Regions from separate parts of the Homo sapiens genome. Here region 2 is linked to region 1. The links are chromatin loops, found by intact Hi-C in ENCODE. Cell type or tissue: chondrocyte. All regions are shown on one strand. Links, peaks and the distances in the headings refer to the core of each region. The heading gives the core; the rest is flanking DNA. Region 1 overlaps EYA3 (EYA transcriptional coactivator and phosphatase 3). Region 2 overlaps THEMIS2 (thymocyte selection associated family member 2).

The links. Peaks named below come from ENCODE experiments on the same cell type or tissue, not always from the same donor. Only the 100,000 strongest peaks of a DNase experiment are listed, where the experiment ranks them.
Region 2: a loop joins it to region 1, with 2.8 times the contacts of the local background. A loop is called at or near these places in 23 of 110 quality-filtered maps.

The regions. Positions count from the first base shown.
Region 1 is chr1:27,975,126-27,983,181 of GRCh38, reverse strand. EYA3 (EYA transcriptional coactivator and phosphatase 3) reads left to right here. Exons shown (of 18, transcript NM_001990.4): 17 at 4,708-4,808. Among named protein-coding and RNA genes, the nearest start is that of XKR8, 19 kb to the right of the region's middle. RefSeq lists a silencer at 1-138. In chondrocyte, for the core only: CTCF peaks have their summits at 3,163 and 3,375 (motif pointing right); no DNase peak of the experiment used is centred there.
Region 2 is chr1:27,874,556-27,882,611 of GRCh38, reverse strand. THEMIS2 (thymocyte selection associated family member 2) reads right to left here. Exons shown (of 6, transcript NM_001105556.3): 2 at 5,884-6,024; 3 at 2,558-2,968; 4 at 1-641. Among named protein-coding and RNA genes, the nearest start is that of THEMIS2, 6.0 kb to the right of the region's middle. RefSeq lists enhancers at 78-187, 2,474-2,974. In chondrocyte, for the core only: no CTCF peak of the experiment used is centred there; a DNase peak (open chromatin) is centred at 2,681.

The sequences.
Region 1 (8,056 bases), core at 1,669-5,668:
ACTACAGTAGCAGAGCTGAATAGTTGCAACAGGGACCATAGGGCCTGCAAAGCCTAAAATATATACTATATACTCTCTGACTCTTTACAGAAAAAGTTTGCTAACCTCTACCTTTGAGTAATTCTTACATGTACAAGGAGACATGTACAAGGATTTTTTTGATGCACACTTGCTTATCATAGAAAATAATTGGTCTGTAAACCTGTCCATGAACAGAAAATTGATAGATATATTCAAACAACAGAATGCTATATTGCAGTTAAAAGTGGATTAAGTAAAATTACATATACTCATAAGGATTAATATTAAAAACAATAGGCCAAGCGCGGTGGCTCACGCCTGTAATCCCAGCACTTTGGGAGGCCAGGGTGGGTGGATCACCTGCCTGGCCAACATGGTGAAACCCCATCTCTGCAAAAAATACAAAAATTAGCTGGGCATGGTGGTGTGCGCCTGTAATCCCAGCTCCTCGGGGGCCTGAGAATAGCTTGAACCCAGGAGGCGGAGATTATAGTGAGCCAAGATTGCACCACTGCACTCCAGCCTGGACAACAGAGCAAGACTCTGTCTCAAAAAAAAAGAAAAACTGATGAACAAAAAACATTGCAGACAGATAAATGTACAGTATGTAATATCTATATAAAGATTTAAAATATTTACATTTTAGGAGTACTTGAAAAGTTTTGTTCTGTAATGTCTTGATTTTTTTTTTTTTTTAATCTAGAGCAACTATAAGGGTCAGGTGGAGTGGCTCACGCCTGTCATCCCAGGGCTTTGGGTGGCTGAGGTGGGAGAATCACTTGAGACCAGGAGTTTGAGATCAGCCTGGACAACATAGTCAGACCCCATCTCTACAAAAAAAATTTTTTTAATTAGCCAGGTGTGGCCAGGAGCCGTGGCTCATGCCTGTAATCCTAGCACTTTGGGAGGCCGAGGCAGGTGGATTGCCTGAGCTCAGGAGTTCAAGACCACCCTGGGCATCACGGTGAAACCCAGTCTCTACTAAAATTAGCTGGGCATGGTGGCGGGCACCTGTAGTCCTGGCTACTTAGGAGGCTGAGGCACGAGAATTGCTTGCGCCTGGGAGGCGGAGGTTGCAGTGAGCCAAGATCACGCCACTGCACTCCAGTCTGGGCAACAGAGAAAGACTCTGTCTCAAAAAAAAAAAAAAAAAAATTAGCCAGGTGTGATGGCTTGTACCTACAATCCTAGGTACTCTGGAGGCTAAGGTGGGAGGAGCACTTCAGCCCACAAGTTTGAGGCTGCAGTGAGCTATGATTGTGCCACTGTACTTCAGCCTGGATGGCATAGCAAGACTTTGTCTCATAAATAAGTAAATAAATACAGCAACTGTGAAGTGTTAAGATTTTACAAAGCTTCGTTGGTGGTAGGCATTTTTTTCTTTTTTTTTTTTTTTTGAGACAGGGTCTCACCAGGCTAGAGTTCAGTGATCACGACTCACTACAGCCTCGACCTCCCTGGCTCAAGCAACCCTCCCACCTCAGCTTTTCGAGTAGCTTGGGATTATAGATGCACACCGCCATGCCTAACTTTTCCTATTTTTTGTAGAAATGGGGTCTCACTTTGTTGTCAAGGCTGGTAATTCTCCATGCTTTTTTGTATGGTTGAATTATTTCATTTACAAGGGATTGGGTGGAAGGGAACATATATGAAAGCGCTCCCTTCAGATATTGTTCCTGCTGCCGGTTGCTTTATGTATATCATAGGAACCCAGAGCACTCACTGAGCCTCCCACATCTGAAAGACAGATTTTCTGTAGTGCTTATTATACTGAGACCTGGCACCCGCAGGCTCATCAGGCTAATGGAAATGATCTCATTCCCTCTGTCAGTAAGTGTGCTTATTTGGTATTTTTCCTCAGTCTCAGTTCATCCAGAGCTAATTTGCAAAGCTGCAGTGGGATCTGGTGCTATGGTAACCACAGTAGGAGGCTTGAGGCTTTTCTTCACAGAACTGTGAAATGGGAGCAAGGAGAAGAAATACTTTTTCACTTCCTCTGAAATGATAGCAAAATATGGTTCTCTTAATGGCCATTCTGTGATTTGGGGACATTAAAGAGAATTCTCAAAATAATTTCTGAAAATGTCAGAAGTTTTTTTTGTTTTGGGGGGTTTTCTTGAGACAGGGTCTCACTCTGGTACCTAGGCTGGAGTGCAGTGGCACGATTATAGCCCATTGCAACCTTAACCTTCCCACGCTCAAGCGATCCACCCACATCAGCCTCCTGAGTAGCCAGGACTTCAGGCGTGTTCCACCACCATACCCAGCTAATTTTTTAATTTTTTGTAGGGAAAAGGTCCCACTGTGTTGCCCAAGCTAATCTCAAACTCTTGTGCTCAAGTAATCCTCCTGCCTTAGGCCTCCCAAAGTGCTGGGATTGCAGACTTGAGCCACCGCTCCTGGCTAGAAATATTTTAATAGAGAAAACCCAGGGACTAATATTCTCCAAAGATTTGGCTGATCTTACAGTTCACCAGCTTCAATTGCTTGACATATGGTAAACTGATTAATCATTGGCCTCATCCTCCTGAACAGGAAAGCTCATATCCAGAAATGGAAGTATTTTACCAACTGTATTGGAGTGAGTCCTGTTTTCATGGAGCTGCTTCTTTACTTTGAGCTGTTAATAACTCTCTTGGCCTCTTAATCCTTTTAAAGGAGACATTACAGAGTATATTTCATCCTTGATCATTGCATGCCAGGACAGTGAAAATGTCTGTGTTCTTATCCTCAAAATATGAGTTACTGCCTTTGTTGAGTCTTACAAGAAAGTCAAACTGACTCACTTAAAAAAGTTTTTTGCTACAGACAGATCATAGTAGACTGTGCATCTGGTGGAGGTTGGCTTAGTTTGTAAAGCTGTAATGGGTGAAATGGAATTAAAGAACTCTTCAACACCATGAACATAATAAGAATTTATTATTAGTTGAATGGTTTAATGTTTGAACTGAATTGAGGCATAAGACCTGGACTACAGTCCTCCACTGAATCATTTGTGAGATTAATATGAATTTACTCAGCAAACATTGATTGAATCCCTCATATGAATGTAAGGCATGACAATTCTATTGTAAAATATTAGCACTAAAAGAGACCCAAGTGCACCTAAGCCAAGCCTTGTATTGTAAGTGGCCAGCTGAGCCCAGAGTGATCTAGTGTCTGGTCCAGTTGACTAGTCCGTCTGTTTTGAAGTGCCACTGGGTTAAGGATGTCAAAGATTTGCAGTTACATATCTGCACAACTTCTGTGCCAAGTAGGACTTCTGCGTATGGAAGTATAAGTTCTGGCCAATTATGTTACAGTTATCTTAGATTTGTATATTTATATATTACAGTGATTTTCCAGCAGATGGCAGTCAAATGTCTTGAGGAAGAGGCAGCTTTATCTTATTTACACAGGAACCCTGGTGCTAAGTCACTCTGTTGGGCAAGGGGAAAGAACAAGAAGGTTAATAGAGCAGGATGAAGAAGAAAGCCAAAGTTAGGACCTTGTTTAACTGAAGAAGGTGGCAGAAGCAGGGAGATAAAAAGAGCAAGGGATATAACTTCTTTTTATTTATACAAATAAAGTATCTTTCCCACAGCAGTATGATCTGTGTATGTTTTAGGTGTTGGTTGCAGATGGGATTTGAGTTTTGATACACTGCCATGTTTCTCAAAACTGTCTGCAGTTCTGAGAAATGGATTTAAATCACCCATTTCCCAAGGTCAATTTCAGTGATGCAGTATCTTGGTTACAACTACAAGGTATAGTAAGTAAGGAGGTTCCAGATATGACAAATGTTGATGCCATATTTATTGGTCACTGTTCTCAGTTCTATTCTGGGGCTGTTCTCTCACTGAAAGACGTAAGGCCTATACCCAGGACTGTTTCTGGGAAATGAAGAATTGGAGGGAAATGGCTTTTTGTTTGTTATTGTTTCTAACAAGAAATCAGGGCCTTGTGTTTTCACTTCTCTTTTCTACCCTAAAACATTTCACCCCAAAAATCATTCATTCATTATGACACAATGACCAGAGCCTAGATTTGGAGTCAGGGGCCCCAAGTTCTAGCTACTTGCTTGTTTGTGATCTAGGGGCAAGTCACTAAACCTATTAATCTTTCCCATTTATAGAAATTCCCTCACACTAAGATCTTAGGGACTTCACCCTCAACGTGAAGGTTAAAATAAGTTTTTGGGTTGTTTGTTTGTTTGTTTTGAGACAGAGTTCGCTCTTGTTGCCCAGGCTGGAGTGCGATGGCATGATCTCGGCTCACTGCAACCTCCGCCTCCCGGGTTCAAGCGATTCTCCTGCCTCAGCCTCCCCAGTAGCTGGGATTACAGGCACGCGCCGCCATGCCCAGCTAATTTTGTTTTTTAGTAGAGACGGGGTTTCTCCATGTTGGTCAGGCTGGTCTCAAATTCCCGACCTCAGGTGATTCGCCCGCCTCGGTCTCCCAAAGTGCTGGGATTACAGGCTTGAGCCACCATGCCCGGCCAAGTTATTTTAATGGCACAACTTCACATTCTTTGGGCAGAGGGTCTACTGGATCTCTAGCTCCCATCCCTACTCCCCAGCAAGCAAACTACATGGGCTGTCACTTAGTCCACCTAAGCACAGGCAGGTGAACCTAGCAGCAGCCCTCTTCTTTGGTTTTGAAAAGAAGAGAAGAGTATTCTAACAGGAAATTTCTTTTTCTCATCAGGTAAGGAGAGCTGCTTTGAGAGAATTGTGTCAAGGTTTGGAAAGAAAGTCACATATGTAGTGATTGGAGATGGACGAGATGAAGAAATTGCAGCCAAACAGGTAACCATGGTAAAGAAAAATAGTCTATGTGGTTGTACATCGAGTAATGAGAAAAATGGGAAAAACTACAAAATCTTAGCAATCTATTATGCATTTATAATATTTTCTCTTTCTTCCTCTCCCATTTTTCTTTAAAGAAAAAGAGGGTCTTTTTTTTCTCCAGATGGAGTTTTTCCTCTTAAGTTTTTAGATCCATCCCTTCCTCTTCCTCCCTGTCACTCAAGAATCTTAAAATCTTTAAGCCCTTCTACAGGGATCCCATCATTAAACCTGAGATGTGCCCCATCTTCCATCTTCAAAGACAGTGCCTTCTCAAGCATCAGACTTGACTGCAAAAAGGCTAATCATTCTTTCTTTTCCATGCTTCAAGTTCTCAGACAGTACAACCAATAGCTGTTTCTGTAGAGAAAGTCTTTCCTGCCTTTGAGCCCTGGAAAGATTGTTCTGATGTTAACCCCACCACTATACAGGTCCCAACTTCAGGTCACCCCTTCTTTTTTTCTTTTTTCTTTTTTTTTCTGTTTTTGAGATAGAGTCTCACTCTATCTCCCAGGCTGGAATGCAGTGGCACAGTCTTGGCTCACTGCAACCTCCGCCTCCTGGGTTCAAGCAATTTTCCTTCCTCAGCCTCCCAAGTGGCTGGGACTACAGGCACCCGCCACCATGCCCAACTAATTTTTGTATTTTTAGTAGAGACGGGGTTTCCCGTATTGGCCAGGCTGGTCTCGAACTCCTGACCTTGTGATCCGCCTGCCTCGGCCTCCCAAAGTGCTGGGATTACAGGTTTGAGCCACCACGCCTGGCCCAGGTCACCCCTTCTTAATATAGGAAACAATAGATGAAAGAGTCTTGGCTATAGAACTTAAAATCCCATCTGTGTCTCAGCTATGTGAATTTGAACAATTATCCTCTTTGAGTATCCTCATCTGCTAAATGGATCTGTAGAAGTTCTTTCCCTCCCTATCCCAATTTATTTTCTTCCAGCAACTCTATTTCTTAGACATGGAGGCATTGGGTTGCCAGCTAGAACCAACTGCCCTGATACTCTTCATCCAGTTAAGTGGAAACCTTAGCAACTATAATAAACTATGAGATTGGTAATCAGTTGGCATTATTATCTCATGTTTTCATTTGTCACTTTATGTAGCAATTCAGGGATCCTTATTTTTTCACATATGTTATGAAGCTTTGATTCTAAAGTGCTTCTTGTTGCCCTCTTTGGGAAAGACACTAGTGGGTGTAGGCATCAATGTTTCCTGGTCTGAAGAAGGGTATGGGGGAGAGAACAACTCATCAGCAGAGTTGGTAACTCTGAGCTAATGTCTTTAATCATCTACAACAGAATACATCCATTGAGGCTGGGCACGGTGGCTCATGCCTATAATCCTAGCACTTGGGGAGGCTGAGGCAGGCAAATCACCTGAGGTCAGGAGTTCGAGACTAGCCTGGCCAACATGGTGAAATCCCGTCTCTACTAAAAATATAAAAATTAGCCGGGCATGGTGGTGCACTCCTGTAATCCCAGCTACTCGGGAGGCTGAGGCACAAGAATTGCTTGAACCCTGAAGGCGGAGGTTGCAGTGAGCCGAGATCGTGCCACTGCACTCCAGCCTGGGCAACAGAACAAGACCCTGTCTCAAAAAAAACAAACAAAGTATATACCAATTGGAAAATGCCTTAGCACTTTATCCAGTTCAACCTATACTCTGTGAAGGATATTTTCTGCAGCCTTTCTGACAGAAGTCTCTCTAGTCCTTGCTTGAATATGCCCAAGGATGAGGACACTGGTTCCCAGTAGCCTATTCCACCGTGGGATCAACCAAGCTGTTAGGGTGTTCCCCCTTCCACTGAGCAAAAATTTCTCTACCTTCACATACTAGTCTGGCATTCTTTTTTTTGTTTTGTTTTGTTTTTGAGATGGAGTCTCACTCCATCGCCCAGGCTGGAGTGCAGTGGCATGATCTTGGCTCACTGCAGCCTCCGCCTCCTGGGTTCAAGCGATTCTCGTACCTCAGCCTCCCAAGTAGCTGGGACTACAGGTGCACACCACCACTCCCAGCTAATTTTTGTACTTTTAGTAGAGACAGGGTTTTGCCATTTTGGCCAGGCTGGTCTCAAACTCCTGACTTCAGGTGATCCACCCACCTCAGACTCCCAAAGTGCTGGGATTGCAGGCATGAGCCACTGCACCTGGCCTCTAGTCTGGCATTCTTGAACATAACAAGTCGGTTTCCTCTTCTGTATGTTAATAGCCTTTTAAATATTATGTGTGAGCAGCTGTCTTGAAAAACAACTAGGGTATATGCCAAAATAACTGTGTTCTAGGACCTCAATATTCTGAGTAACTTGGAACCAGTTTCAACTAGATGATAGGAAAGTTAATCTCCTCAGCTTCATAGAACATGGTTTCCAATACTTGGATTTATCAAAGCCCTCCTTTAAAATATGGCCTCCACATGAGAATCACCTAAACCTGGGAGTGGAGGTTGCAGTGAGCTGAGATAGCACCACTGCACCCCAGCCTGGGCAAAAGAGTGAGACTCTGTCTCAAAAAATATAAAAAATTAATTTAATTTAATTTAAAAATATCGGCCGGGCACGGTGGCTCACGCCTGTAATCCCAACACTTTGGGAGGCCAAGACGGGCGATCATGAGGTCAGGAGATCAAGACCATCCTGGCTAACACGGTGAAACCCCATCTCTACTAAAAATGTAAAAAATTAGCCGGGTGTGATGGCAGGCACCTGTAGTCCCAGCTACTCGGGAGGCTGAGGCAGGAGAATGGCGTGAACCCGGGAGGCGGAGCTTGCAGTGAGCTGAGATCGTGCCACTGCACTCCAGCCTGGGCGACAGAGTGAGACTCTGTCTCAAAAAAAAAAAAAAAATATGGCCTCCAGGCACAGTGGCTCATGCCTGTAATCCCTAGCACTTTGGGAGGCCAAGGTGGGAGGATTGCTTGAGCCCAGGAGTTCAAGACCAACCTGGACAATATAGTGAGGCTTCATCTCTACAAAAAATAAAGAATTAGCCAGGCATAGTGTCACATGCCTTTAGTCCCAGCTACTTGGGAGGCTGAGGTGGGAGGATCACTTGAGCTCAGGAGGTCAAGGCTGCAGTGAGCCATGTTCATACCACTACACTCCAGCCTGGGTGACAGAATGAGAGCCTGTCTCAAAATAAAATAAAAAGTAAAATATGGCCTCCAGAACAGCACACAGTTTTCTGGACATGATTTTGACTACATAAT
Region 2 (8,056 bases), core at 710-4,709, 100 kb after region 1:
ACTGCCAGGGAAGTGGAAGGGCAGCAGGACCCGCTCTGGGCTCTCTGCCTCCTCTTTGCACTCTTCCTCCTCATCCTCCCCAGCCTGGTCACTCAGCCGCTGACAAACCAAGACATCCACGTCACTGCCCTGGGCCCCATGGGCCTGGCCAGGCCCCAGCACCTCCAGCCGGTCACCCACAGCCAGGGACGTGAACTCGGGATTCTCCTCCCTCTCGCCCTCACAGTCCTTTGTGGCCACCACCCGGAGTGGCCGGCCTGGCTGGAAAGCACCTAGGAGGTCATAGGCCGTGGGGAACTCCCTTGGCCGCCGCCGCAGCTTGCCTTGGTAGCCCCCTGACACCAGGAAGTGCCTGGGCACCTTGCGGCCCTTGCTTGAGGCCAGGACCCGCCAGGGTGGTGAGGCTAGGCCATAGACGCAAAGCCTCTGGCCTTTTTGCAAGGAGCCCACCCACGGGCTGAGGAAGATGGGGCGGCCCTCAGGAACCTCCAGGATCTCCATGGACAGGGGGAAAGGGCCTTCCCAGGCCAGGACCTCGCTCAGCAGCAGCGGTTTGATAAAGTGGACGTGCCGGGAGGAGGCGGTGACGTCCTCCACGTCGACCTCCAGGGTAGAAGGGATCTTGACAATGGTCCTGCGCACTGTGGAGAGGGGCAGCTCAGTGGCACTGCATGCCACCCCAGGAGTGGCCCCCACCCCAGGCATAGAGCATTGGCTGGGCCGGCTGGCCTCCCTCCCGCTGCTGTCTTTTCTTTCTTTTTTTTTTTTTGAGATGGAGTTTCACTCGAGATGGAGTGCCCTTGTCGCACAGGCTGGAATGCAATGGCACAGTCTCGGCTCACTGCAACCTCCACCTCCCAGATTCAAGCAGTTCTTCCACCTCAGCCTCCCGAGTAGCTGGGATTACAGGCGCCCGCCACCATGCCCAGCTAATTTTTGTAGTTTTAGTAGAGATGGGGTTTCACCATGTTGGCCAGGCTGGTCTCGAACTCCTGTCCTCAGGTGATCCTCCCACCTTGGCCTCCCAAAGTGCTGGGATTACAGGCATGAGCCACCACGCCCGGCCCCCGCTGCCATCTTTTCTTTCCAATCAGAATCTTCCAATTTACACTACGCCACATTCCCACACATGCTTTCCCTTCAACCTTCTTTTTTTTTTTGAGATGGAGTCTCGCTCTTGTCGCTCAGGCTGGAGTGCAGTGGTGCGATCTTGGCTCACTGCAAGCTCTAGCCCCTGGGTTCACGCCATTCTCCTGCCTCAGCCTCCCAAGTAGCTGGGACTACAGGTGCCCGCCACCACACCCGGCTAATTTTTTTGTATTTTTAGTAGAGACGGGGTTTCACCATGTTAGCCAGGATGGTCTTGATCTCCTGACCTCGTGATCCACCTGCCTCGGCCTCCCAAAGTTCTAGGATTACAGGCGTGAGCCACTGTGCTTGGCCCCAACCTTCTTAAAAAAATTACTATTTTTATTTTTTTTCCTCCAAGTATTAAGAAAAAAGAAAAATAAATTTTAAAATTATTATTTTTAGGCTGTGCTCGGTGGCTCACGCCTGTAATCCCAGCACTCTGGGAGGCCGAGGTGGGCAGATCACCTGAGGTCAGGAGTTCCAGACCAGCCTGGCCGATATGGCGAAACCCTGTCTCTACTAAATATACAAAAAAATTATCTGGGCATGGTGGCGGGCGCCTATAATCCCAACTACTAGGGAGGCTGAGGCAAGAGAATCGCTTGAACCTGGGAGATGGAGGTTGCAGTGAGCTGAGATCAACCATTGTACTCCAGCCTGGGTGACAGAGCAAGACTCTGCTTCAAAAAAGAGAGAGATGAGGTCTCGCCCTGTTGCCCAGGCTGGAGTGCAAGGGTGTGATCATAGCTCACTACAACCTTGAACTCCTGGGCTCAAGTGATCCTCCTGCCTCAGCCTCCAGAGTAGCTGCTACTACAAGCACTAAGCCTAGCTAATTTTTTAAAAAAATTTTTGTAGAGATGGGGGTCTTGCTATGTTGCCTAGTCTGGTCTGGAACACCTGAGATCAAGCGATCCTCCAAAGTGCTGGTATTACATGCGTGAGCCACTGCACCTGGCGTAGCCGAGATAATTTGAGCATCAATAAGAATAACTGGCCAGGAACGGTGGCTCACGCCTGTAATCCCAGCACTTTGGGAGGCCAAGGCGGGTGGACCACCTGAGGTCAGGAGTTCAAGACCTGCCTCGCTAACATGGTGACACTCCGTTTCTACTAAAAATACAAAAAATTAGCCGGGCATGGTGGTGCACGCCTGTAATCCCAGCTACTCGGGAGGCTGAGGCAGGAGAATCGCTTGACTCTGGAGGGTGAGCCAAGATCACACCATTGCACTCCAGCTTGGGCAACAAGAGCGAAACTCCATCTCAAAAAAAAAGAATAACTTCAGTGTAATACAGAGGGAGCAACCTGAAGTTCCAGCTGATCCTCAGGGATGGGGTGGGGGTGTCTTCCATCAGAGCAGCTCCCAGGGGCAACCCTCTTTCTCTCCCCCAGCAGCGCGCATCCATCTGCCCAGGCAACTCACTGTGCATGATGGCTTGGATCTCATACTGGGGCCGCAGGATCAGGGAATGCCAGGGCAGGGTGGGGCAGGTGAGGACGAGGTCTTTCAGGGCTGGATCCTGTAGGACCTGGAGCAGAGTTCGAGGGGCACTAGGCTCCCATGTCCAGAAGGGCCCCTTCTGGGATAGGGGCAGGTGCAGGATGACCTGCTGACCCTCCATGCCCAGGACACAGCGGGCAGAGCGGATCCCGAGGTGCATCACCACAGCCTCAAGCATGAGGAGCTGGTCCTCAGTCACCACCCTGCCCTCTGTGACAATCCTGTGGGTCGACATGAAGCAAGTGGGCAGCTGCTTGGAGCTCTGAGTTGTGGCAGAGACCAGCTCCTCCAGGGTTTCATAGCTCTGTGGGGTGTTGAGGGGGGTGAAGTAGCCTGTGGGGGACAGCAGAGAGCAGGCAGGTCACTGTGGGGTGTCAGGGTGGGGCAGGCCTTTGTCAGGTCCAGACCCCAGTCTGGCCCTGCAGATGACCCAGCCAGAATCCCCCAGGGACAGGTGTCAATGACAGATTTGCATCTGGACATCTGGGCTGCAGGGCTGAGGGACACAGGGCAGAAAGTGGCAGTGCATGAAGGGACAGGGAGAGACAGGAAGTAGGAACCGAGAGAGACTTGTCACCAGAGACACAGAGAATGGAAGAGGGACACATTCCCTGACAGACACACTAGACTTCCACACTCTCCAAGCTCCTGACCCTACCTGCCTCTAACTGCCATCTTAGCCTTTCCTCCAGATGCCTCTCCACAGGTCCGATCCCACTCATCCAAAACCTGCCGTCCCTCTCTCCCAAACGAACATCCCAGGAGCTGCTGGCCAGAGCCACCTCAGACCACCCACTTTACCCCTGCATCCTGGCTGCCAATAGTGACTGCCCGACTGTCCCTGCACCCCCTCCCTCCAGCCCCCACCCATTCCGCCAGCAGCTGGCCTAAATACCTCGCTTCCAGACATGATACCGCTTTTGGGAAGCAAGCTTTTCCTGCCCCAAACCCACAACCTGAAGCTAATCGAGGAAACACTGCACAAGCTGGGACTGAGGGATATTCTACATAAGTACTGGTCCAGATGCTTCAAAATGTCAATGTCAAGACAAAGGCAGAGGAACTGTTCCAGTCTGAAGGAGAATGAAGAAACAGGACAACTGAATATGATGTGTGATCTAGGACTGGACTCTGGATTGAGGGGAAAAACTGCTATAAAGCATATTATGAGGATAGTTGCTGGAATTCAAATACAGCCCATGGATTAGGCAGTAGTACTGTACCAAAATTAAGTTTCCTGAATTTGATCATTGAACCATGTGAATGAATGTCCTTGTTTTGGGGAGATACTATAATATTTAGGGGTAATATATAGATGTAAAAGGGAACATGTCTGCAATTTACTCTCAAATGGTTCAGAAAAAACACATCCATATATACACATATAGTAATACATTCGTGTGTGTGTATGTATGGAGAGGGAGAGAAACACATGTAACAAATGTTTAACACTTGACGGGGGAAAGAAAAAAGGAAACCTGAGGCCGTTTTTGGCTGGGCACACTGGCTCACGCCTGTAATGCCAACACTTTGGGAGGCCGAGGCAGGAGGATCACATGAACCCAAGAGTTTGAGTGAGACCAGGCTGGAGAACATAGCAAGACCCTGTCTCTACTAAAAATGAAACAAAAAACCCTCACTGGCTCCTCATTGCCTTCGAAATAAAGAACAAACAGTGTCAGCACACCACATAGCCCCCAGGTGGTGTGGCTCCTGCGGCTCCCCACACAACTTGCCCCTAACCTGGAAGCCACACTTTCCCGCATCTGGCAGGCAGTCACATAACAGCCAGTCCTCAGAGTGTGCCTGCTTTGTACCAGGTGCCCCCTCCCCACTTTTTTTTTTTTTTTTTTTGAGAGACAGAGTCTCTCTCTATTGCACAGGCTGCAACCTCCACCTCCCAGGTTCAAGTGATTCTCATGCCTCAGCCTCCTGAATAGCTGGGATTACAGGTGCCCCCCACCACCCCTAGCTAATTTTTGTATTTTTAGCAGAGATGGGGTTTCACCATGTTGGCCGGGCTGGTCTTGAACTCCTGACCTCAGGTGATCCACCCGCCTCAGCCTCCCAAAGAGCTGGGATCACAGGCATGAGCCACCAGCCACTGCACCCAGCCTGTCCCAGGCCCCCTTCTAAGTGCTGTATACATATCAGCTCATTTCATCCTCATATCAAGCCTAATCGCCCTCATTACAGAAGAGGAAACTGAGGCCCAGGGAGGTCCCAGAGAGGCCCAGAGAGGAACCTGCCTAGCTTGCCCAAGGCCACTGGGATTCAATTCCAGGCCACTGGCTTCAGGGTCCAGGCCATGGCCCACCACACTACATGCCTCTTAAAATAATTGAGCTCTGGCCGGGCATGGTGGCTCATGCCTGTAATCCCAGCACTTTGGGAGGCCAAGGCGGGCAGATCACGAGGTCAGGAGATCGAGATCATCCTGGTTAACACGGTGAAACTTTGTCTCTACTAAAAATACAAAAAAAATTAGCTGGGTGTGGTGGCGGGCGCCTGTAGTCCCAGCTACTCGGGAGGCTGAGGCAGTAGAATGGTGGGAACCCGGGAGGCAGAGCTTGCAGTGAGTCCAGATCACGCCACTGCACTCCAGCTTGGGTGACAGAGCGAGACTCCATCTCCAAAAAGTAAAAATAAAAAAAAATAATAAGAATTGAGCTCCTTGGGGTTTCCTGAGCACCAAATGTGCACATGCTACTCCCTGTGGCTGGGATCTTTCTTCTGGTTCAGATGCCACCTCCTCCAAGAAGCCCTCACAGATCCTGAGGCAGGTTACTGTTGCTCAGACCCCTCTCTAAAGCTTATGACTCCTTTTACTGTTGGCCTCCTCTCACTGTCATCCCAGAAGCTCCCCACTGGAGAGGGTGGCACCTGATTCATCCTGACCCCCATACCCACAGCCCGCCACACGGAGCCTGGCACACATGGGTGTCTGCAGATGTTTGGGGAGTGAATGTGTGAGTGAACTCAGAGACAGGCACCTGGACAGGGCTTGGAACAGAGGCAGGTGTGACCAGAGACTGAGAGGGAGAGGGTGCAACCTCTCTGAGTCCAGGGCATTGCCGACCCTCTGAGGACATCCCCACCCTTGAGGCTGGGTTGTGGTGAATGTGAGGGCCTCGGGAGCAAACCCCGAGGGGAGGGAGTGACTGCTGGACGTGGCAAGCCCACGAGCAGCCTGCGGGTGTGCCAGGAGAGTGCCAGGGCACATGGGGAGGCAGAGGTGCCCACCTTACCCTGGAAGTTGGGGGCGAGCTCCATGGTCTGGCTGGTCTTCGGGTTCTCACAGACCACCTTCTGGAGGCGGACCTGGGTGACCTTGATCAGGTCCCCCGTGGAGAGGCAGCACTCATTCCCAGAGATCTCATAGATGGAGCCTGCGGAGACAAGGACTCCATTTCCCCATTGGACAAGGGCCAAGTGCTGGGCAGCCTGTGCCCTGGTGCCCAACAAGCTCTGCTCTGCCATGCCTTTGCACATGGTGCCTGCTGCCTGGCATGCCCTGCTCTGTCGTTCCTGCCTCATGCCCACAGGTTCAGTCGTCCTCAGCTGTCCTTGCCCCTCCTGGCATCGGTGCACCCCGCTGTGGCACACTTCTCTGGCCTTTTTCACATCCCCGTGCCTCCTCCACTGAGTTCACAGGCAGGGCTGATCCATCTCAACATCACTGCAGCCAGCACAGGGCTTGGCCTCTGAGTATGTGGTAAGTCCACAAATCAGTAAATAACCCAGTGAATCCCCCTCTCTGAGCCTGATTTTGTAGCTGTACACTAAGGGAGTTGGGATTCCCTTAGTGTACAGCTACAAAATCAGGCTCAGAGAGGGGTCAGTGGCTCCCTGGAGATCACCCGGAGCCAGGGCCGGTACCCAGCCCTCCTAGCACCCTGGAAAATAGAGGGGCACTGACAGAGTGAGGCCCAATGGGCAAAGTTCTGCTTTCCTGGTTTAAAGTGTGTAAGTGAGGGTTGGGCGCGGTGGCTCACGCCTGTAATCCCAGCACTTTGGGGGGCCAAGGTGGGTGGATCACGAGATCAGGAGATCGAGACCATCCTGGCTAACACAGGGAAACCCCGACTCTACTAAAAATACAAAAAAAATTAGCCAGGCATGGTGGCGGGCACCTGTAGTTCCAGCTACTCGGGAGGCTGAGGCAGGAGAATGGCGTGAACCCGGGAGGCGGAGCTTGCAGTGAGCCGAGATCACGCCACTTCACTCCAGCCTGGGTGACAGAGTGAGACTCCGTCTCAAAAAAAAAATAATAAATAAAAATAAATTAATTAATTAAAGTGTGTAAGTGGTGTCGAGAACACAGAAGTTGCTCAATAAAGATCTCTCACGCACACACGAGTGCACAGTCTCTCCATCCAGCTAATGGAGGACAACAGACTACGTGGCAGGACCTTGAGGCCACCTGAACCCAGCCCCACCCACAGGGCAGCTCCAACATCAGCCCTGAGAAACTGATGAAAACCTCCCCACGTACTGCCAGGAAAATGCCCACCAGTCATAAACCACAGTCTGTTTACAATGTCAGAGCATGGGCCTTCCAGACTGGTGAGAACAGCAGCTGTGGTACTACAGATACCCGGCACTGTGCCAAGGGCTACTGATGCGTCATTGTGTTTAAGACCCATGACTGCTCTTGCGGAGACAGGCAGTTTCAATTTCCTAAATAATGAAACAGCTGGCCAGGAATGGTGGCTCATGCCTGTAATCCCAGCACTTTGGGAGGCCAAGACAGGGGGATCACCTGAGATCAGGAGTTCGAGATCAGCCTGGCCAACATGGTGAAACCCCGTCTCTACTAAAAATACAAAAATTAGCCCAGTGTGGAGGTTGGCACCTGTAATCCCAGCTACTCAGGAGGCTGAGGCAGGAGAATTGCTTGAACCCAGGAGGTGGAGGTTGCAGTGAGCTGAAATCAGGCTACTGCACTCCAGCCTGGGTGACAGAGGGAGACTCCATCTCAAAAAAAAAAAAGAAGAAGAAGAAAAAGAAACAGCCTCTCAGGGGCTGAGTAGGTTGTACATGATGATCAGGTAATAGGAGGCAGAACTGGAAGTTATGGCTGGGTGCGGTGGCTCACGCTTGTAATCCCAACACTTTGGGAGGCTAAAGTGGGAGGACTGCTTGAGGACAGGAATTCAAGACCAGCCTGGGCAACACAGACCTCGTCCTTTTTTTCGAGACAGAGTCTCACTGTCGCCCAGACTGGAGTGCAGTGGTGCAATCATAGCTCACTGCAACCTCAACCTCCCAGGCTCAAGCAATCCTCCCACCTCAGCCTCCTGAGTTGCTGAGACTACAGGCATGCACCATCACACCTGACTAATTTTTTTATTTTGTGTAGAGACACGGTCTCAGTATGTTACCCAGGTTGGTCTTGAACCCCTGAGTTCAAGTGATCCT